Linked DNA regions of Homo sapiens: region 1 is linked to region 2. The links are chromatin contacts, found by Hi-C or POLR2A ChIA-PET in ENCODE. All regions are on one chromosome and are shown on one strand. The core of a region is the stretch at or near the end of the contact, and the rest is flanking DNA. Distances in the headings are between cores, read along the strand shown.

What was found. Hi-C counts contacts between places; a loop is a spot of excess contacts on that map. ChIA-PET counts read pairs that join two places held with the same protein, here RNA polymerase II (POLR2A). Pooled maps may share reads with other maps.
Region 1: a map with no recorded cell type shows a loop between it and region 2 (4-fold over the local background). The contact joins two enhancer-like sites. A Hi-C loop is called at or near these places in 1 of 37 single-sample maps with no recorded cell type and 1 of 50 pooled maps. POLR2A ChIA-PET finds 5 or more read pairs at or near these places in 1 of 52 experiments (activated CD4-positive, alpha-beta T cell).

Annotation. Positions count from the first base shown.
Region 1 is chr9:19,152,851-19,156,669 of GRCh38, forward strand. No RefSeq gene overlaps it. Among named protein-coding and RNA genes, the nearest start is that of PLIN2, 27 kb to the left of the region's middle. RefSeq lists a cis regulatory region at 1,220-1,808. Within about 2 kb of position 1,406, at least 8 of the 41 ENCODE cell types and tissues checked have a DNase peak (open chromatin) inside an H3K27ac peak, as active enhancers do.
Region 2 is chr9:18,266,675-18,270,064 of GRCh38, forward strand. It overlaps a transcript of ADAMTSL1 not described here. Among named protein-coding and RNA genes, the nearest start is that of ADAMTSL1, 210 kb to the right of the region's middle. Within about 2 kb of position 1,902, at least 2 of the 41 ENCODE cell types and tissues checked have a DNase peak (open chromatin) inside an H3K27ac peak, as active enhancers do.

The DNA of each region.
Region 1 (3,819 bases), core at 156-2,655, 890 kb after region 2:
ACAGGCGCATGCCACCACACCTGGCTATTTTTTTTTGTATTTTAGTAGAGACGGGGTTTCACTGTGTTGCCTAGGCTGGTTGCAAACTCCTGAGCTCAGGCAATCCACCTGCCTCGGCCTCCCAAATTGCTGGGATTACAGGCGCGAGCCACCGCACACAGCCAATGCTAACTTTTTCTTATGTATCCTTTCAGAAATATATATATATATATATATATATATAATTATTTTTTTTTTTTGGTATGTTGTCTCTCTCTGTTGCCCAGGCTGGAGTGCAGTGGTGCGATCTCGGCTCACTGCAACTTCTGCCTCCCGGGTTCAAGTGATTCTCCTGCCTCAGCCTCCTCAGTAGCTGGGATTACAGGCGCCTGCCACCACACCTGGCTAATTTTTGTATTTTTAGTACAGACAGGGTTTCACCATGTTGGCCAGGCTGGTCTTGAACTCCTGACCTCAGGTGATCTGCCCGCCTCGGCCTCCCAAAGTGCTGGGATTACAGGCGTGAGCCACCGCGCCCAGCCCTCAGAAACATTTTATGTGTATTTCTGCCTCCAAAATAATTTCTAAAATTGCTAAAAGAATGTCCCTTAGAGAGTAACTAGTGTTCAGACTGGGCTAATGTTATTTACATTCCTCTATTTTACTCTAATGTATCTAATTTCAACCTTATTTGGAGGCATATTTTTTCAACATTTCACTCTGAAGATTTTTCAAACATACAGGAAAGTTGAAAGAATTGTTCAGTGGGGCCAGGTGCAGTGGTTTACGCCTCTAATCCCAGCACTTTGGGAGGCCAAGGTGGGCGGATTACTTGAGGTCAGGAGTTTGAAACCAGCCTGGCCAACATGGAGAAACCCCGTCTCGACCAAAACTACAAAAATTAGCTGGGTGTGGTGGCAGGCACCTGTAATCCCAGCTACTCGGGAGGCTGAGGAAGGAGAATCACTTGAGCCCCAGAGGTGGAGGCTGCAGTGAGCTGAGATCACACCACTGCACTCCAGCCTGTTAGACAGAGCAAGACTCCATCTCAAAAAAAAAAAAGAAAGAAAGAAAAGAAAAGAAAGAAAGAATTGTTCAGTGAACACCCACACTCCCACCACCTAGATTCTGCAATGACTAATTTGCTACATTTACTTTAGGTATTGCTATTATTATTCTCATTTTACCGCTGATGAAACTGTGTCTTGTTGCAAAAGCTTCTAATGGTATCTTGCTTAATCTTTTTTTTTTTTTTAATTATTCCAGCATTTCAACCAAGGTCCAAAGAGATTAACGTTCCCTGAGAAGAATTTCAATCCAGTTTCTTGTGTCCGAATATGGTCTGTAGATAAGGCCCAAAGAACACAAGTTCTCTTTTTCACTTGTAATTGCGCCATCCTTTGGCCCTTATCATTCCACGTGGTGCTGTTCTCCCTAACAGTTTAACCTCCCTCAGCTGACCTCCTTCTTCTTGAAAGCATGGTAGCTTTTAGGCATGTGAGGGAAGCAGACCAGGCATCCCAGCTGACTCATCTGTTTTTATCTCAACAGCCTACATGGACAACCACTTTTCTACTCACAGTGTGTGGTTCACAGACCAGCCGAATTACATCATAAATGCACAGTATCAGGCCCACCCAGACCTATAGAATGAGAATCTGCCATTTCACAAGATGTCCAAGTGATTCCTATGCACATGCCACATCATTACAGTCTCACTTCAGCCATGGTTAAAAGGAGCCCAATGTGATTTACTGGTCATACGTGGAAAAAAAAAAAAGAGTAGTTCATGACATTTTTCTTGATCAGCCATGGTAACTCATGTCTGTAATCCTAACACTTTGGGATGCCAAAGTGGGATGATCACTTGAGGCCAGGAGTTCAAGTCCAGCCTGGGCAACATAGCAAGACTATAAAGAAAAATAAAGACATTTATCTTTAAAACAACCTTTCCTTCTTCTTGTTTTTACATCTCATTTGCCTCTTTACTCCCTTTCTTCACAACCTGTAATTCCACTTATTGAGCCTGCTGTGTATGCTACGTATGAGGAACATTATTGCTAACCCTCAGAGGTTTACAGAAGATGTTTTATTCCTAATTTACAGATGAGGCTCAGAGGATTAGAAATCCACCTAATATTAAACAGCTGTAAATATTAAGTATGTTCTTTTCCAAGACCTACTGCTCTCTTTCTACTGTAAAACAATGTATTTCCAAACTCTGGCAATTGTCTCAGCCTAGACGTTTCCCACTAGGGCCAGAGAGCTTATGTCTGCCTGTCATCAAAGGCTTGTGGACTTGTCTCTCTCTCAAGCCTCTTTCTCATGTCTTGTTCACTACTAGTTGACCTGGATCTTGTTCTTTTAGCTCCCAGGCATCAACCAGGTGTTCTATAATCTAAGAACTTAGGTAACACCTGTGCATTGTAATGATAGCCTCCTACAGATGGTGAGAGGAGGTGGGAGTGAGAAGATGACAGACAGGTGAAGAAATATTTGGCGAGGTAGGATGCACTCTGCCAGGGCATGCCCCATTTCAACCTAAATAAAGAGCTCAAATAGCTGTTGTGCATATGGTATCTTGCTAATGCCTATGCTGGGTACAGAGATCTATAAAATGTAATTCCTGCCCTTAATAAGGATAATTAATCCAGCAGGGGAGCTAGAACATGCACACATAAAAGCCCCATGAACAAAGTACAGCAGGAACATAGAAGAGAAGCTGCTTCTGGGTGGTGAAATAGATGATTACAAAGAGCATGGGATGGGAGGCAGAGAGCCTCTCAGGCAAGGGGAGAATGTGCAGAAACAGAAGGAAGGAAAAGCACCTTTGGGGAGTCTCCTGCACAGAGCCCAGGGTGGCTGATGGAGAAGGTATGTTAGATTAAGGGGGAAGCTTGGGAATGCCTCATAGGGAGTCACTGAAGGTTGATAAGTAATGTGATCAGAAGTGGGCAGTTCGGTTACTACTTTGGCAGAGAATGTGGCTCAGAGCAGACAGTGACTAGATTGAGCAAGGTGACAGATTCATACCTAGAATGAAACTCAGAGAACAGGTAGACAAGCAGCTTTCAAACTTTTTGGCCCTGAAACCCTTTGTACAAATGAAATGTTAGTCAGCCATTGTAAACAAATAGATTAAAGCTAAATTACTCTGGTTGGAATAAGTGGGAGGGAAGAACTGAGTTCTTTCCTTCCTCTCATTTCTTTCTTTCTCTCCAAGTGGATTCTGAAGGGGCTTCTTGTTTGAAAATCAATGATCAAAGGGCTTAGCAAACCACAACCAGCTCCTGCCTGCCACCTGCTTTTGCAAATAAAAACCTATGGGGATACAGCTATGCCTCTTTGATTTCATATTGTCTCTGCCTGCTTTCATGTTACAATGACCAAGCTGAATAATCAGGACAGGGAAACCCCATGGTCCACAGAATTGAAAGTATTTGCTATCTGGCCCTTTAAAGACAAGGTTTGCCAACCTACCATCTAGGGCTTTATTACAATGCACAGGTGTTACCTATGTTCTTGGTCTGTGGTCTAAGTGTCATCCTTAGACACCAGCACACATTGTCCCTCTGTGCACAGATAGCTCAGGGTGGTGAAGGTTGATTTAGGAGTCATTGACAGCCAGGCGCGGTGGCTCATGCCTGTAATCCCAGCACTTTGGGAGGCCGAGGTGGGCGGATCACCTGCAGTCAGGAGTTCGAGACCAGCCTGACCAAAATCCAACATGGAGAAACCCCGTCTCTACTAAAAATACTAAATTAGCTGGGCATGGTGGCACATGCCTGTAATCCCAGCTACTCGGGAGGCTGAGGCAGAAGAATCACTTGAACCCGGGAG
Region 2 (3,390 bases), core at 652-3,151:
GGTCCTCATCATGGTGATGGTCTCACTTCAGGGGCCCTATCGATTAACCCCATTGGACAAGACTCAGTAAACATGGCCAGCTTCTGACTCTTTGGAATTTTTTCATTTCTCACATTGACGGTTCCTTTTTTCTTTTAATAAATCTTTCTCCAGACAGATGAAAAAAGAGTTGATTAGGTTTCAGCTTGCCAAATTACAATCATATTCCAGGTCCAGGCTTCTTGCAATAACTTCTCGAGTCCTTCCTGTTGGAATTGCATTGTTTCTAACCTCTTCAGTTTCTCACCTGAAGACGACGTACACAGCAGGAATGAGTTTGCTCAGGTGCAGGGGAGATTGCACATGAGCAAGATGTTCCACAACATCTTGCCACTACTTCATTTGATCTGACTTCTCTGTGCTTTGCAAAAAGAATTGCAGTGGCATTTAGCAGGCCTATTGTACAGGATCTTACAAACATCACTTTATGTTGCTGTTCTCTGAAGTGAACTGGAGCTATTTTGAATCATGTCCGGACTCCCAAAGCCAAGTTAGTTGCAGTGTCATTTGGGGACTATTTTTCAGAGGCAATATAGTCAGTCATGCAACGATTTCTTACTTCATAGTATGAGTATCAGCCAAGCTCAGTTCCAGATGGTATTTAAAGGGTAGCATTTTGAGCTTTTATCTTTTATAGTTCTTACAGGTGAGAGAGCTGGTAAACACAGGACCTGACTCTTGCATGTGGCCAGATTGAATTCAGATTAGTTCATACACAGAAACTTATCAGAAACACATTTTTCTTGCCACCAGAAGAGAGGACAAATGGCAGGAAATGTAAAATTTGTGCATTACCATGCTTCAGCGCATGGCTTACAGAAATGAACCTGTCATTGTATTCAGGGCTGCAGGAGTTCTTACTTAGTTAAGAGGAAAGCACTCTACGAAAACTGAAGAAAGAATAGACAGAATTCTATTGATAAGTGTTCTAATTGTAAATAACTCAGTTCCCAACTCACCTTTAATAAGTATTTTTTAATAATTTGTTTTAAGTTTAGAAAAGTGAATTGTAAACCTTTCTATATTTCTCAGGTTACTCAAAGGCTATTAAAAAAAAAAAACAAAAACAAAAACAAAAAAACCTTAATCTGAGAAAAGACACTGAGCCCAGAAACCAGGATTTTGTCTTGTAGCGGCTTTGAAACATACATTCTTCTTTGAATGAAAGATTTCTTAGAGATTTTACTTTGCCTTCTAATTTCTCATAATCTCACAATATACAGATTTCTCATAATCTCAGAATTTCTCATAATCTCATAAGGTACAGATTTAAAAAATTTAAGTATTGTGCTTAGAAGTAAAATGTATTTAATTAGGAAAGATTGATTGATCTAAATATAGCCAAGAAGATGTGAACCTTCCTTTGGTATAATGTGCTGCATTAAATTGTCTTTTAGCATAAAGCTTTGGAAGCTGAATATTATGCTATATGTTTAGAATGCAATTTATTAGATACTTTAAGTCACTGTGTTTATTCTGATATCTCTATTTTGGCTTGTTTTCTATCATCTATATCAAAAATAGTTTGAGGTTGAGTCACTGCTACTTGTATTGATTATAATAGTATGTGAGCAAAATAACCCCCTTTTGGGGCATATTGGTTCCCAAACCACTGGTTTTCCCCCCTTCTTGTTAGTTTCTTTCTACTTTATTTGGTTTATCAGTTTTAAATTACAAAATCACAGCAGCTGCACAAAAATACACATGATGAGATTTCAGAATTGCCCTTTTATGTCATTTGGTAAGATATCAGTCATTTAAAGATATTTAGGAGAAGAAGGAGCAGGGGACATTGAAAACTATGACACATGTGTGAAGCATTCCCATCCTCTCTGGGCTGACAATGCCTCCATTCATTTCTCTAGACTCCGGGGAATATGTTCTTCCTTTCTTCCAGGAATGTGGGTTGGCCAGAGAAAAAGAGAAAGAGAGAAGGGCAGTAGAGTCCTCTCTAAATCATCAAATACCTTTCCAACTGACAGACTGGCTCATTCTCAGTGTGGACTTTAAAAGAAGGAAAGTTGAAATAAGTTATTTCAAAATAGCATATGGTGATTCCTTTACTAGTGAGATCTTTTGTTTATTCTTGAGATTGGAAATAAAAGCAATTGGGTCATAGTTCATTAGATTTTTTTCTTGAGTTCTTTTTCTCCTGTTGTATATAAAATTGTGCATCAAATTCCTTAAAAAATGAACATGTATATCTCAATAAGCTAAACTTTCAGTATCATTCAGAATCTCAAAGAACGCTATTGTAAGCAAAATATCCACCTACAAAATGGTATTTCTTATAGTTTTGAAGTTCTATACAAATCATTGTATATAACTTACACAGTCTATATTATCACATAGTATAAAATAAGAAGAAAACCAGATATATGTTAATTTTTAGTAAGCATTTACCTAACCATGATAAATAATCCTTATGCTACAAAGACTATTCTATAAAGTAATGTGATATATTATGCTCAATAAAATTTGTAGACTCTTGCTTCATAGTTATTTATATACATATCATTTCTCTCCAGCTATACAGTAAACTCTTTGAAGGAAGAGGTTAATTTACTTTTGAATTGCCCACAGAGCTTAGCATAGGGTCTCTGCATCATAAGTGCTTAATAAACATGTATTACATGAAGGAATAACATTGTAGGACCCATCTGCATGGATTTCTTGAGACCTTCTCTCTAGGTCCTACAAATAAACTTGACACTTTGAGTTCTAAGAAGATATATAACACATCAAATAAAAACCTGACAATTGAACACTAGAAAAAAATACCAAAGGAGAAATATATAATGGTTTTCTAAGAACAGATAGATGTGGTCTCATTATTAATAAATTTGGCAATGGTTTTCCTTCAAAACATAGAACCAATTAGATCATAATAATCTTGGTCACTAATTGGTTTTGCAAAAATGTCTCCTTTCATTTTATAACTGATCTACTTGAAAATGTGGTGAACCATAAAAGGCCATTTCCTTGGAAAAGAGTATGGACAAACCTCTTGCAGTTTTGTTTGGGTGATATTCAAAGCCAAACCCTAAGCCTTTCCCAGAACTTGAAACAAATGTTAGTGTTACCACAAACCAAAGGGGGAAACTCTGCAGAGAGTTTGTTTCCTCTTCATCCTTTTTTTTTTTTTTTAATTTGTGCATCCCAACTGCTTATTTAGATTTATTCTGCTTTCCCATGGGTGTGTTATTAGCTCAATACAGTGAAATCTCAGGGACCAGGTCTTTGGAACAGCAATTTTTGGAAGGTTTATAATCTAATGCCGTCTCTACAAGACTCCTTCCCATAATAGGCCAGAAGTGACTTTATCATAGTCCATATAGGCTGCTATAACAA